Regions from separate parts of the Homo sapiens genome. Here region 2 is linked to region 1. The links are chromatin loops, found by intact Hi-C in ENCODE. Cell type or tissue: transverse colon. All regions are shown on one strand. Links, peaks and the distances in the headings refer to the core of each region. The heading gives the core; the rest is flanking DNA.

Region 1 (8,165 bases), core at 2,595-5,094:
GACTCAAAAGCCATAGCAAATTCCCCAGAAAGGCTGTATTCCAAGCCCATTTACCTAAGCTTGGCTTGGTCCTGGACCAGTCTTGTTAAGGAAATGGAGCATTCAATTTAGAAAGCAATTCCCTCTTGCCACCTATAGATTTGCAGTTCCAGGCAGTGTAAGATCTGCCTGACCTGCTCTGCCCCCATCCAGCCAAATTTCTCCAAATAACTTAAGCACTAGCATTATAAAACTATCAATTTGGGCATTATAGCATTACCACAGATAGGACTATAGTTAACAGTGCTCCAAAGCTAGCAAAAACATTTGACTTTGGTAAAAACTGTGAAAAGAGGACAGAATAAGATGAATATTTTTAATAGTAAATTAAGATTAGGTTTTTCTAACATTATTAATGTACTTTTCTCAGTGATTTTTGCTTGTTTACTGGAATCACTTATCTTCACATAATGAGCAAGTCTTTCAAATTTTAGCTACTCTAGTTAAACTGAACTTAGTAATTCTTTAAAATTATGCTCACCTCTTTATGCTTTAGCCCCCCCGCCCTTTTTTTTTTTTGCGCTGGAGTCTCACTCTTGTCGCCCAGGCTGGAGTACAGTGGCGCAATCTCAGCTCACTGCAACCTCCGCCTCCCGGGTTCAAGCGATTGTCCTGCCTCAGCCTCCTGAGTAGCTGGGATTACAGGCACCCGCCACCACTCCTGGCTAATTTTTGTACTTTTAGTAGAGACAGGGTTTTGCCATGTTGGCCAGGCTGGTCTCAAATTCCTGACCTCAGGTGATCTGCGCACCTCGGCCTCCCAAAGTGCTGGGATTATAGGCGTGAGCCACTGTGCCCAGCTGCCTTATCCCCTTTTAATAAAATCCTTTCCCTATTTTTCTCATTCAAGTGCTATACTTCCTTTACAACACAGTAAAAGATGCATATTCATAAAGTCTAATCTCTATTAATAATATATTTATCTTCACATTCTTAAATTTACATCATACTTACCTGTCTTAACTCCCTATTTTGTATTTTCCCAGAAAGTTAAAAAACCTCGTAACATTCTTTATTATGAACCCCACACACAAAGCCCAAACAATGCTGGGCACAGGTCAGGCACCTTAATGTATATTGCCCTCTAACTTTAGATGACACATGATTTACTGGGTGGAAGAACAAAATTTGTAAAAATTATGACAACTAGTTTCTCAAACACATCAAGGATCTATGAGTATATCAAACCTATACAATGGTGTTATAAAAGTGCAACTGGATAACTAGGCTCAAGGAAATGTTTAAATTTATATAAATCTATCTACAAATAGTTAATTTTTATTTTACTTTAAAAAATATTTTTAGTGTCTTGTATTTTTTAAAAAATCTTAAAAATTAAAAGTATGTTGAATCGTAGAGAAACTAAACAAATTCAGGTGACTAAAAAGGAATAAGTAAAAGATTATTTTATATATTGTATATCAAATTCTAAGCAATATGTAGCATCATCTAATGCAATATTTAGCAGTCACCTTAGCAAACTAGAATATACTTTTTATTAATTGCTATAATGTTTTATTAATTCAGACGTGAAAATAGTAAATTTTCAAAAATAAACACAAAACCACATGAAATATATTTCTAACTGTACAGAAAAATATTTAACGTGTACTAATTAATGGCCTTTCCAAATGCTTAGTTTCTGTTAGACAAGAAATAAGAACTAGGCAAAATACTGAGACAAAACATTCAACTGTAAAATTTAATCTAGGAAGTTGAATTTTAAAACACTGATGTAATTTCAAAAATATGGAAATGTTTTGATTTATGAAGCAAACAAACATTCAGACTGATACATACTTTTTATAAAACAAAAAGTACCACACTCTAAAAATTATTTTTACATTCAAGGAAGTGTCAACGGAGTAGAGATCAAAGACTATCTGTTCATTGATAGATTCCAATACTTTGCCTCTGAACAATCCCAAGAAGGCTGGGTGCAGTGGCTCATGCCTGTAATCCCAGCACTTTGGGAGGCCGAGGTGGGTGGATCACGAGGTCAGGCATTCAAGACCAGCCTGGCCAAGATGGTAAAACTCCATCTCTACCGAAAATACAAAAATTAGCCAGGCGTGGTGGCATGCATCTGTAATCCCAGCTAATTGGGAGGCTGAGGCAGAGAATTGCTTAAACCCTGGAGGCAGAGGTTGCAGTGAGCTGACATCGTGCCACTGCACTCCAGCCCGGGTGACAGAGCGAGACTCTGTCTCAAAAAACAAAACAAAACAAAACAAAAAACAAAAAGCAATCCCAGGAATTCCAGAGATGGAGGGCAGGGAAGATGAGATACGGTTATGGCCTTCCCTACCTTAAGGCCTGATAAGCTGCACCGTATCCACAACAAACCAAGCAGTGTGATAAGGAGTGTGCCCCTTGGCTGGCACGTTTTCCACCTCCTACTGGTCTAGATATATATAGAAAAACAGAACAAAATCCTAGATCCTTGAAGTATTTGGGGGTTCTAGATAATCTCAGTTAAAATTTATAAAGCAGGGTTGCTGCCTTTGTTAAAGACCATTCTAAGTGAAAAAAATCATATAAAATGAAATACCTAAACCAGCTCTAAAATGTTTCATTTTTCCAACAACATATGATAAAGTCTGTACTTCTTTCTTCCTGCTTGAAGGCAACCCCCCCATGTACTTCTTTTATACTATAATTCATACTGTTTTGAGACAAAGAGAGTCTTCAGTAAACTAAATTCATCATATACACAAAATGCCATGTCATCTTTAAGACATTCACAATCCATTGCAGAAAAATCTATCAAACCTACAAAAGAAATCTGGGATCTATTTTCTAACACCTACCCAGCTTTTAATGTCAAAAATCCAAGTGTCATTCTTGATTCATCTTTCCCTCAAATTTCCAAACAACTTCTGCCAATTCTACATCCAAAATAGATCCCCAATCCAAATACCTAGTCCAAGCCATTATTCTTTTCACTGGTATGACCACAACAATATCTTAACTGGTTTCCTGGCTTCCATCTCTAATTGCACCCCCCCGCCCGCCCTGCCCGTTTTTGTTTTTATTATTTTATTTATTTTTTTTGAGACAGAGTCTCGCTCTGTTGCCCTGAATGGAATTCAGTGGTGCAATCTTGGCTCACTGCAACCTCTGCCTCCTGGATTCAAGCAATTCTCCTGCCTCTGGAGTAGCTTGGATTACAGGCATGCACCACCATGCCCAGCTACCCTTAACTTCTTTTCAGTTTTTTTATTAAGCATAAAACCAGGTATCAACTGCTTGCTTAAAACTGCCCAGTGATTTCCCACTGCAATCAAATAAAATTTAAACTTTACTTCAGTTGATAAGACTGTACAGCAAGGATCTTACCTCCTATTACACTGGGCAACCTTTGACCTTAAACCTCCCAAGTCTGTTCTCAGGCCGTACTGAGTTCCTTCTCCTTTGTACTTGGAATGTTCTTGGCCCAGGTCTTCATTAAGTTTTCCCTTTCTCATCACTCTGGTCTTAGCTCCAATTTACTTCCTAAAAGAGGCCTATCTTAACTCCCCTAACGAAAATTACCCAATTATCCACTACCACCCCTACTTTGACACTATAGTCGTTATTTTATTTGCTTTGTAGCACTCAGCTATTTTAAATTCCTCACCCTACATATGCATTGCCTAACTTATTAATACTTTCATATAACATAACTACATAACAATAAACACAATCTTTTCTCTCATGTTCTTTCCCCCTATTTGAACTCCTGTTTTTCTCCTTTTGATATCTTCCAAGAAAAATAACTTTTAAATTCCTCTATCATCACAGTGCTATAGAGAAACAAAACCAATTTTTTCCCAACTGATGCTGTCATCTAAGATCAGCTGTCTTACTTGCCCATTCTTATTACACAAGCAAATTTAGAAGTCCTATAAGTACCTACATTATTACCTTTTGCTAAAAAATGCATCTCTGTTCTTCTTTACTGTCTCAGCAAACAGCCTCACCATTCGTGGCAGATACTCATAGCTGCCCTCTAAAAATCTGTTACTCCTCCCTTCTATGGCAGCTGTCCAGCTCTGCTACATTTCCCATCCTCACTGCAGTTAGGTGTGGCCACATGACCAAGTGCTCTCCAGTGGAACATAAGCACGTGTGATAAGTGCCATTTCTAGGCCTGGCTCATTACTCTCCTCCCTCCTCTTTTCTCACCTCTGGCACCAGCATTGGAAGGCATGTGTAGAAGATGACAGATCTTCCAGTCTTCTTCTCTGAATAGCTGTATTGAAGCAGTCACCATTTGACTTGGTGGTATGGTTAAATAATCTTAATTGTGCACAGGGGTAAGCAACAACTGCTCAAAATTTTTTTTTTCTTTTGAGACAGTTTTGCTCTTGTCACCTAGGCTGGAGTGCAGTGGCGTGATCTCGGCTCACTGCAACCTCCACCTCCTGGGTTCAAGCGATTCTCCTGCCTCAGCCTCCCAAGTAGCTGGGATTACAGGCATCTGCCACCACACACAGCTAATTTTTGTAGTTTTAGTAGAGATGCGGTTTCACCATATTGGCCAGGCTGGTCTTGAACTCCTGACCTCAGGTGATCCATCTGCCTTGGCCTCCCAAAGTGCTGGGATTACAGGCGTGAGCCACCACGCCCAGCCACCACTCAAGATTATTAAGTGAGAAATACATATATAAACTTCTCATTCTTTAAGCCACTAACTTTTGTGGTTCTCTTTGTTACAAAAGTTTAGACTATCCTAACCAACAAATCATTCATCCAGTTGCTTAAGCAGAAACCTTACAGTAGGGGGTGGAGGCAGGGATGTATCTCACAACACATTCAACCATCAAGGTCTAACAAGTCTACATCCTTATGATATAATTAATCTGTCTTTCCACTACCTGTGCCCATTCCTTGGTTCTAGCTATAGTCATCCTATTTAGATTTACTGCAACAGCTTTCTTAAGTGATTGTTCTTGCTTCCAGACGTATAAGGCCAAACCACTTTCCAAAGTGCAGTCAAAGTGATAGCGTGAAATGAAACATGAATATGTTATGGCTATAGTACACATTGCTTCCATCTAGAGAATACCTACACAAGGCCTATAAAATCCATTATCATTTGGTTTTTGTTCCAATCACACTAAACCTTCAGTTCCCTGAGGCGGGTGAGCAAATGTTCATTTTCCAGAGAAAGGGGATAAAGCCAGGGAGAGAACAGAGCTGGCAAGAAAACTTTAAAGAAGTTAGTGGTACTTTAATTGTATTTTAAATATTTTTAATAAACTATTTTTTAAAAAGCTTTTAAAAGGTAACAATGACAAAAGACAAATGAAAATGACCGTTACTAAGGACAAGGAAAAACACCTGATTTACTCAAAAATTTTGCATAATAGGTACCATGCCTCACTTTCTACCTCTCTAATGAAAAAGAAGCAAATATTGAGAAAGTGTGCAGACAGAAGTATTTAATCATAAAAGCAAGTTCCAACGTAGGTGGAGTCAGAAGAGAATAAGGACAATTTCAGGTATCACCCAATTCAGTAATATAGTATACTATCAAACAAAAATCCACGTTACGATTAGGATGCTAATATTAAATCCCGTTAACCGTTTACAAATGTAAAGACAAAAGTAAAAGAGACTGAAACTATGTTTTGGTTCCAGGAAATTTAAAGCCCAGGAAAATTAAAGCACGTTGTAATATGAAAATACATTATCCAAAGACAGACAAATAAAAGAAAATCCATCCGGGCGTGGTGGCTCATGCCTGTAATCCCAGCACTTTGAGAGGCAGAGGCCTAAGGATTGCTTGAGCCCAGGAGTTCGGAACCAGCCTGGCCAACATGGTGAAACCCCACCTCTACTAAAAATACAAAACAAATTAGCCAGGTATCACGGTGCATGCCTGTAATCCCAGCTGCTGAGAAGGCTGAGGCATGAGAATTGCTTGAACCCAGGAGGCAGAGGTTGCAGTGAACCTAGATGACACCACTGCACCCCAGCCTGGTTGACAGAGCAAGAAAGACTCTGTCTCAAAAAAAAAAAAAAAAAAAATCCAGAATCCTCAAAAATGAATTTCAAACTTGCGCTATTAGATTTGGCTACCAACTGTCAACATCGTAGAGATGATCTTGTTTAGATCACACAAAGAAGAAGCAAACTGATGTGACACTACATATACGATGCTTTTTTCTTTCATGGATTAAAAAACAAATTACATTCTTGTGGTGTGTCTATACCCAGTATTTGCACAAAAAGCAAATTAACTCACAATGAAAAAGAAACAGGACTGAAAAACATATAGTCGACTTCTTAGATGTTATCAAATAAATGTGTACATACAAAAAAGAAAAATCTAAAAATGAAATGAACCACTCCACTTTACATAATTAGATCAATTCCAAGCAATAAACTCAATAACCCAGGAAAACACACACACACACACACACACACACACACACACACACACAGTCCTTCTGCCATTAAATTGGAAAACAAAATTTAGTAACTTCAATAAGTTGTTATTGGATGGCAAGAAACTAAACTTTGTAAAGACCCAAAAATAATGGTCTCAACGTTAACTATTGTGCATTTCAATTTCTACTTTTTTTAAAATAGAGATCTCACTATGTTGCCCAGGCTGGACTCGAACTTCTAGGCTCAAGTAATCTCCACATCTTGGCCTTCCAAAGTGCTAGGATTACAGGCAAGAGACACCAAGGCCAGTCCTTCTGCTAAATACTTTCATTTGTAAATCTCATTAATATTTTTTAAAAGAAGGCAGACACTATTTCTTTGTCTGCCAGGAAAGTAACACATTAGAAAACAAAATCAAACAATTCTTTTGTTTTTCCTTAAACCTTAAGTGATTAACCAAGTATTAAAATTTAAAGTCAGGCCAGGTGCCGTGGCTGACCCCTGTAATCCCAGCACTTTGGAAGGCCAAGGTGGGTGGATCACCTGAGGTCAGGAGTTCAAGACCAGCCTGGACAACACAGTGAAATCCCATCTCTACTAAAATTACAAAAATTCGCTGGGTGTGGTGGCAGGTGCCTGTAATCCCAGCTACTTGGGAGACTGAGGCAGGAGAATCGCTTGAACTCAGGAGACAGAGGTTGGGTTGAGCCGAGACTGCGCCATTGCACTCCAGCTTGGGAGACAAGAGCGAAACTCCATCTCAAAAAAAAAAAAGTCATCAGACTTTAATATAACTTTCATGGGAAAAATTACAGGTAATTTTAAATATTTGTTGCTATCAAAATATTTTTTGTTTATAGATTTCTCATTAGATATTTCAAGAGCTTTCAAACTGCTTAAAATATAATTAAATCCAATATGACAAAGGGAGATTCAAAAGTAGAAATATCACATAACTTCCTAATCTGCTGGAAGATTAAACCTACAGCATAACTCATTTGTCAAAAATATATTTGGAGGATGCAAAGACAAAAAGCAAAATTCAGCAGACCCTTTACTAAAAAAGAACTCTAAAAATTGCCATCAGCCTAATGGTACCTCTAAAGCAGACTTGAGAGGCCCCTAGAGTTCTCTACCTGGAAGATACTTCTAGGTAATCAAGGCTGAATTCAGAGTCTTACCAGAGAAGCACTCCCATATAATGAAAATAATCTTTCTGTCAAAAGATCCTGAGCTCTACTACTTATTGGTTGTGTGATCTTGCAAATGCACTTAAATTTTCTAAACTTCTGTAACTTTAAAATGTACATAAGAATGATACCTACATCATCCATCTCAACTTTCTTTTAAAATAATTCTTGTGAAAGGAAACTATGTATAATAAAGTGATGTACACAAACGTTAGTTAAGTTTGTTCTTTCCTTTTCCCTTCTTTTTCTTAAAAAAAAAAAAGAAAAATGGTGGTAATATAAATTATAATCATGTACTATAAATAATACATAGAATGAATAATATACTCTAAACACATAAAAGAAGATGTGCCCAATGATGCCTGTGGGATTCAGGACAGATTTCAAAGGCGGTAGGGCCTGAATTGCACACTGAAAGAAAAAAAAAATTTGTCAAACTCAGGTGAGAAGTATAATTACATACAAAAGAAACAGCTTATGTAGATTCACAAAGGCATTCAAGAGCACAGCAAGTTTAGGGAACTACAAATAGTTCAACATTGCTATTATCAGGGGGGC
Region 2 (8,165 bases), core at 3,616-6,115, 170 kb after region 1:
AAGTAACAGGTGACATGTGTTAAGAAGAGTTTTTTTTTTTTTTAAGTCAATCTAGGATTTTTTTTAAAAAAAAGAACAAATATGAAAATGCAAGGAGTAGAAAAATGTGTATTGTGTGGAAAATGCATAGAATACCTCTGGAAGGATATATGCACACAGAAACTGGCAATTGAATTCTATTTAGTTTAATTCCATTTAACTAATTTTATTTTGTTCCATTTAATCAATAGAGAGCTTGAAACAAAATCGAGTTATAAACTAAGAAAGTTAAATATACCATGAAAGCAAAGAAAAACAATAATTTACCATTTTAAACCAATTTTAATGTAACATTTTAAACACAATGGTTATTTTATAAGAACTGCAGAGAGTTTTAAAATTATAATATCCAGCGTTGTCCATATAATTGAGAATAGTGTCAGAAGCTTTAAAGATATGTACAGTACAGTATACCTTTTGTTGTTGTTTGAGAGAGTCTCGCTCTGTTGCACGGGCTGGAGTGCAGTGACACAATCTCAGCTCACTGTAACCTCCATCTCCTGGTTACAGGCTGTGAGCCACCGCACCCAGCCAAGTATACCTTTTAACCCAGCAATTATAGTAATAAGAACTTATCCAAAGGAAATCATTTAACATGTGTATAAAGATTTAACTCGGCCAGGCGCAGTGGCTCACGCCTATAATCCCAACACTTTGGGAGGCTGAGGCAGGCGGATCACCTGAGGTCAGGAGTTCGATATCAGACTGGCCAACATGGTGAAACCCTGTCTCTACTAAAAATACAAAAAATTAGCCGGGCGTGGTGGCAGGTGCCTGTAATCCCAGCTACTAGGGAGGCTGAGGCAGGAGAATCGCTTGAACCTGGGAGGTGTAGGTTGCAGTGAGCCGAGATCGCGCCACTGCACTCCAGCCTGGGCGACAGAGCAAGACTCTCTCTCAAAAAAAAGTAAACAAAGACAGGAAAGCATCTGAGACCCAGGAAATGGAGTTTAAATTGCAAAAGAGCCAGCCTGGTGCCGAAGATTGGGAATGGGAATTCAATACGCTTCTGCGAAATTCCCGTGTGGTGCTGCCACCCACTGGACAATTAGGAAATTAAACTGAAACTTTGCCATAAAGCTAGTTTTTCCATTAGAATAATATTTTGTAAAAGAGCTGACACTTGCTGTATTTCTATCATAATACTTTTTTCCTAATGCATTTGCTTGTGCTTCCTAGCTCAATGATAATCATTGGAGACATATGAGGGGGACAGGTATGAAGAGACAAGAAAATGTCAGTTACTGAGAAATTAAATCAAAGACTTGTGTATTCTAGACTCAGCCTTTATGAGTGTGAAAGATCTGTAAATCTAGAACTCGATATGCACTTGCTACATAGTCACTTACTCACAAAACATATGCTGAATTAAAACAATAGCAAACATTTGTTGAGTGTTTACTGTATGTTGTATCCATACTTAATGTGGATAGAGTATTTTATGGATAAAACATGAATATAGTGCTTTATGGACACACACTTTATGTGGATTAATTTATTTAAGTCTCACTACAACCCCCAAAAGTAGGTGCCATTTTTGTCCTCATTTTACATTTAAAGAAACTGAGGCATGAGGATATTGAGTAACTTGCCCATGGTCATGAAGCAAACGAATAGTGAATTGGGAGTCCAGCCCATGGAGTCTGATCTGGAAGTTTGTCCTCTTAACCTCAAGGCTAGTGGTTCTCAAAGTGTGGCTCCTAGACCAATGTCATCATCATCCCCTGGAAACTTGATAGAACTGCAAGTTCTCAGGCCCCTTTAGAGACCTGAATCAGAAACTTGGGATGGAGCTGGATGCTGCGGTGTATACAGTGCAGTCCCAGCTACTTGGGAGGCTGAGGCAGGAGGATAGCTTGAGGCCGGAAGTTTGAGGCTGCAGCGCACTATGGTTGCACTTGTGAATAGCCACTGTACTCTAACCTAGGCAACATAGCCAGACCTTGTCTCAATAAAAGAAAAACAAAAAAAGAAAATCAAAATGTGAATCAGAGGATTCCAGGTGATTCTGCCACAGGCAAAAGTTTGACAACCACTGACTTAGATTATGCCATCACCAAGTGTTAAAGTATTTAAATAAAAGTAACTGGTTCTAGACTTATCCTACAGATCAAGAATAAACAGTGTGGTAGACATAACTACACTGTCATTTATGTGACATCCCTGGTGACTGTCAGGGATTCTCTGTTCATCATAACTGTGTTTGATTGGGATAATGACCCCTCTGGGGAGGAGAGTCCAAGGATAGAAAGGTGTGGGTGGTTCTGAAGAGAAGCAAAGGCACCCACCCAGGTGTCCATACTAGAAGTTGGCAGCAGGGAATACATCCACCGTGGCACTAAAACAGAGAACAAAGCAAACATGAAAGCAAAGAAATTCCCTGGGCAGGAGGCTTGTTTTCTTCAGTTTGACTTCCAGGGAAAGAATGGAGGGGATTCCCCAGCAAGAGCAGGGCGTCCTATCCCAAGTGTGTGGCCTGGGCTTGCAGCAGTTGAGCTAAGCTGGAACAATGTCTCCCAGCATCCCCTTCCCTGCATAGTTCCAGGCTGGCATGGCCCACAAGAGACATCTTGGGTGGAATTTGGAAGACAGAGGTGAAACAGCAGCTGTATCCCTTCTGTGCTCAGCTGACTGGCTCAGGCTCCAGCTACCATCCCAGCACATGCTCGTGTTGTTGCTTTTCTGTTGGCTCACCTTGTTGGTGGCAGCCCGTGGCTCACAGCTCCTCCATATTTTGCTGGAGCCTCTTTCAGCTTCTCTGACTCTTGGGCCAGATGTATGTTTGGTTCCATAGTGGAAGGCTCTAGCTTTCCCTATAGGACACCTACTTCCTTGAAATTGGAAGCTTTCTAAAAGACCTATGTGGGCTCCAATCTGTCCTCTGGCTCCAGCTTTGGGCTCAAGAGTCCCAGTTTATCCTTGCTTTCCTCCACTTCATATCCATCCTCATCCTCATCCCCAGAGGACCTGCCCTGCAGACTTCAGGCCCCAGAACCAGCCATCTACAGACTGTTCAATGTTGACAAAAAAAAGTCAAGTCCTGTAAAATATTTGAAGAGATTTATTCTGGCCCAAATGAGGGTGACCATGGCCCGTGACACAGCCCTCAGGAGACCCTGAGAACATGTGCCCAAAGTGGTTGGGGCACAGCCTAGTTTTATACATTTTAGGGAGACATAAGACATCAAATACATGTAAGATGTACATTGGTTTGGTCTGGAAAGGTGGGACAACTGGAAGGAGGCAGGTGGGGGAGGTCCAGGTTATAGGTAGATTTAAACATTTTCTGAATGGCAGTTGGTTGACAGAGTTAACTTATTAAGCTATTATCTAAAGACCTGGAATATACAGAAAGGAATGTCTGGGTTATGATGATAAGGGGTTGGGGAGACCAGAGTTTTATCATGCAGGTGAAAGCTCCAGGTAGCAGCCTTCAGGGATAATAGACTGAAAGTGTTTCTTTTTTTGTTTTCTTTTTGAGATAGGGTCTCACTCTGTCACCTAGGCTGGAGTACAGTGGTGTGATCTTGGCTCACTGCAACCTCTGCCTCCCGAGCTCAAGTGATCCTTCTGCCTCAGCCTCCAGAGTAGCTGTTATTACAGGTGTGCACCACCACGCCTGGCTAATTTTTGTATTTTTAGTAGAGACGGGGTTTCGCCATGTTGACCAGGCTGGTCTTGAACTCCTGACCTCAAGTGATCCACCCGCCTCGGCCTCCCAAAGTGCTGGGATTACAGGCATGAGCCACTACGCCCGGCCCGTAAGTTTTTCTTATCAGACTTAAGGTCTGTGTTGATGTTAACGCTTGTCAGCTTTTGCTGAAATCCAAAAGAGAGGAGGGTATAATGAGGTATGTCCAACCCTCCCTTCCTGTCATGGCCTGAACCAGTTTTTCAGGTTAACTTTGGAATGTCCTGGCAGAGAGGATGGGTCCATTCAGGTGGTTCGCGGACCTTAGCATTTTATTTATTATTATTATTAACTTCATACATTTTTTTGTTGAGATGAGCTTTTGCCATGTTGCCCAAGCTGGTCTTGAACTCCTGGGTTCAAGAAATCCACCTGCCTCAGGTTTCCAAAGTGCTGGGATGAAGGCTGAGGCAGGTGGATCACTTGAGGTCAGGAGTTTCAGAACAGCCTGGCCAACAAGGTGAAACCCTGTCTCTACTAAAAATACAAAACTTAGCTGGATGTGGTGGCACATGCTTGTAATTCCAGCTACTTGGGTGGCTGAGGCAGGAGAATTGCTTGAACCCCGGAGGTGGAGGTTGCAGTGAGCCGAGATCATGCCACTGCACTCCAGCCTAGGTGACAGGGCGAGACTCCATCTCAAAAACAACAACAACAACAAAAAACCAAAGTGCTGAGATTACAGGTGTGAGCCACTGTGGCTATCCCAGAATTGTTTTTAGTTTGCATTAACCAGCTTCCAAAATTGTTTAGGTCCTCTCAAATCTCCCTAGTATACATCACTCTGAGTGGGTTTTTCTGGATGGACCCTTGGCTGATACACTGGCACAGAGAGAGGACACCCCATCTGGAGCAGACAAGGCACAAGCCAAGAGGGATCACAGAACTAGACCTGAGGGAGGAAAAAAAGTGTCAGAGAATCAAGGTATCCTGGCCAGGTAAACCCAGGGGACTGTTAGGGTGACCCAGTTTTCAGAAGAAAGATCCATCAAAATGCAGGAATCTTAACTCTTTGTACCATTCTCAACACTCAGCTACAGAGTGATGATTTCCAGAATTGGTGGAGAGATGCTGGAACAAGCTTGTCTGATCTGAGTCCCAGCTCCAACCCTTACCAGCTGGACAACCTTGGACTAGTTGCTTAACCTCTCTTTGCCTCAGTTTATTCACATGCAAAATGGAGATAATAATAGCACTTATGTCACAGGTTGTTGAGAAGTTTACAGGAGTTAATATTTGTAAAGCTTCCAGAATAAGCCTTGGGACATAGCAAGTACTATTTACATTTCTTCTATTTATTTGGAGGTATTCACATTTACAGATGACTCAAGTTTCACCTATGTCCCTTGGAGAGTACCTCTCCCTTACTTTCCCCCCAGGATTTGCCCCAGGAATTCCCCTTTTGCCTCCCCTGTAAGCATTCTTCTCATCTCCTCTCTCTCTTCTACCCAAAGCCCTGTAACCACCCAGCAGGTTCACCTTGCCCGCTGCCTAGACAGAGCCAATTTATCAAGACAGGAGAATTGCAATGGAGAAAGAGTAATTCATGCAGAGCAGGCTATGCGGGAGACCAGAGTTTTATTACTACTCAAATCAGTCTCCTTGAGCATTTGGAGAATTTTTAAAGATAATTTGAGGGGTGGAGTCTCAGGAAGTACGGGGTGCTGATTTGCCAGTTTGGAGATGGGATTTTAGGGGGTCATAGTGAGGTTTTCTTGCTGTCTTCTGTTCCTGGGTGGGATCACAGAACTGGTTGAGCCAGATTACCCTTCTGGGTAGTGTCAGCTACCAGTGCAAGGTCTGCAAAATGTCTCAAGCACTGATCTTAGGCTTTACAATGGTGATGTTATCCCCAGAAGCAATTTGGGGAGGTTCAGACTCTTGCAGCCAGAGGCTGCATGACCTCTAAACCATAATTTCTAATCTTGTAGCTAATTTGTGAGTCCTACAAAGATAGACTGGTCCCCAGGCAAGAAGTGGGTCTTTGTGGGGAAAGGGCTATTATCAATTTTGTTTCAGAGCAAAACTGTGAACTAAATTCCTTCCCAAGGTTAGTTCAGCCTATGCCCAGGAGTGAACAAGGACAGCTTAAAGGTTAGAAGCCAGATGGAGTCGGTTAGGTTTGATCTCTTTCACTGTCATAATTTCCTCTGTTATAATTTTTGCAAAGGTGGTTTCAGCCCTGCCATCAGCCCTTTTGGAAGGAGTCTTTTGGGCAGCATGCCAGCCCTCTCCTGGATCTTCTCTGCCCTGATCTCACCTTACAGAAACCAGTTATCAGCATCTGAAATCCAAGGTGCAAATTATCCTGTGAGGTATCAGTGGTCATGGCAGTGGACGTGGCTGAGGCAGTGATTGGAGCCTTTTCTTGCCCTTATCTCTTTTTCTTTTTTTTGACAGTCTTGCTTTGTCACCCAGGCTGAAGTGCGGTGGCGCAATCTCGGCTCACTGCAACCTCTGCCTTCCAGATTCAGGCGATTCTCAGCCTCCTGAGTAGCTGAGATTACAGGTGTGCGCCACCATGCCTGGCAATTTTTTTATTTGTAGTAGAGATGGGATTTCGCCATGTTGGCCTGGCTGGTCTCGAATTCCTGACCTCAGGTGATCCACCTGCCTCGACCTCCCAAAGTGCTGGGATTACAGGCGTGAGCCACTGCACCCGGCCATGTGTCTTACTTATTGAACATCTGCTGTATATCATGCAGTTCACTAGGTGCATAACATATAATAATGCTTCATTCAGTCTTCCCCACAGCCTGTTGGGCAATACCATCTTTGTTTCACAGGAGAGGCAGTTGAAGCTGAGAGAGGTTAGGTAGCTGCCCCAGATCACACAGCCAAAGAGCCATGGGGTCAGATTAGGAAACCAGGCCCCTATGGGCTGCACAACCCTAGCCAGCACTTTCCACTACAAAACCTGCCCTTGAATTTCCTAGTCACTGTCAGAAAATCTCGAAAGGGATGTGCACTGCTTTAGGGACAGGGGAGAAGGGTGGGGGACTAGGTGAGGCTTAGTTCTCTAGGGGCTAAGAGAAGCAGAGGAGCATGAGAAGTGTCTAGGAGAATGCCCACAGCTGGCTCACTTCCATCCCTTCATCTTCCCTCATGCCCTATTTTGACCTTGGGCAAATGCCACCAAGTTCCAACAGTGCAATACCTATTGTCCAGGGCAGCAGAAGGGCAGGTGGTTGCTCCATGTTCCTGAGCCCGACTGCCTTCCCGTTCGAGCTGGACTTACCCTCTGGATTGCGGTTTTCAGAACTTTCTCAACCAGTGTGGAGAAACCATAGAAACCACACAGAAGGTAATTTGAGTGAGTACTCTTCTCAGTTCTTCCAAGAATGTTGCATCCCATGCTGCAGTTCCCTGCAAGATGCATAAGAGTGGAGTTAATTCATTACAGAATATGCCCTAGGACAATAGGACTGAATTCTCTCAGAAAGAAAGGTTATTTTTTGTTACATAAACAGAAAGAGTAGTACAATATATGCTATAACAAACCCCTATATACACACACACACATCATCCATCTTCAACAATTAATGACAACGTGTCCATTTTGTTTCATCTATCCACTCCCTCCAGTACTTTTCGGGGAGTGGTGGGGATGAGCATTTTATTTTGTTTGTTTGTTTAGACAGTTTTGCTGTCACCCAGGCTGGAGTGCAGTGGTGCCATCTCGGCTCACTGCAACTTCCACCTCCCAGGTTCAAGCGATTCTTGTACCTCAGCCTCCCAAGTAGCTGGGACTACAGGCGTGTGCCACAGCCCCTGGCTGATTTATTTACTTACTTATTTATTTATTTATTTTAGATTTTTAGTAGAGATGGAGGTTTCACCATGTTGACCAGGCTGGTCTCAAACTCCTGGCCTCAAATGACCCACCCACCTCGGCCTCCCACAGTGCTGGACTACAGGCGTGAGCCACCGTGTCTGGCCAGGATGAGCATTTTAAAGCAAGCTCCAGACGTCATGAAATTTTACCCACAAATACCTCAGTATGCATATTTTGCTGGTAAAAACCTTTTATATTTCTTTCTACTTATTTTTTTTTCCTTCTTTTAAAAAAATGTATTGGTTATTTTTTTAGATCAACATCTCACGATGTTGCTCAGGCTGATCTGAAACTCCTGGGCTCAAGCAATCCTCCCCCTTCAGCCTCCCAAAGTGCTGGAATTACAGGCATGAGCCACTGCACCTGGCCAAACCCTTTTAAAATATGATCACTATGCCGTTATTGAACAACAATGTAATAACACTGCACCTTGCACCAACAAATATAATTAGTAACATCTAAAACAATAATATAAAATTTATAATAAATAAATAACATCCACTACCCAAACCATATTCAAATTTCATTGATTATCTCAAAAATGGCCTTTTTATAGGATTCAAACAAAACCTACACGTTGATTTAGTTCTCATGGCTGTT

Evidence for each region. Hi-C counts contacts between places; a loop is a spot of excess contacts. Peaks named below come from ENCODE experiments on the same cell type or tissue, not always from the same donor. Only the 100,000 strongest peaks of a DNase experiment are listed, where the experiment ranks them.
Region 2: a loop joins it to region 1, with 7 times the contacts of the local background. A loop is called at or near these places in 102 of 110 quality-filtered maps.

What each region holds. Positions count from the first base shown.
Region 1 is chr7:40,053,462-40,061,626 of GRCh38, reverse strand. The region is part of intron 7 of CDK13 (cyclin dependent kinase 13); the gene reads right to left. Among named protein-coding and RNA genes, the nearest start is that of MPLKIP, 77 kb to the left of the region's middle. RefSeq lists a silencer at 5,684-5,923. In transverse colon, for the core only: no CTCF peak of the experiment used is centred there; a DNase peak (open chromatin) is centred at 4,106; H3K27ac peaks cover 358 bases.
Region 2 is chr7:39,889,438-39,897,602 of GRCh38, reverse strand. It overlaps LOC101928688 (a long non-coding RNA gene), which reads right to left. Exons shown (of 9, transcript XR_001745176.2): 8 at 6,969-7,096. Among named protein-coding and RNA genes, the nearest start is that of CDK13-DT, 56 kb to the left of the region's middle. In transverse colon, for the core only: no CTCF peak of the experiment used is centred there; no DNase peak of the experiment used is centred there; H3K27me3 peaks cover 987 bases.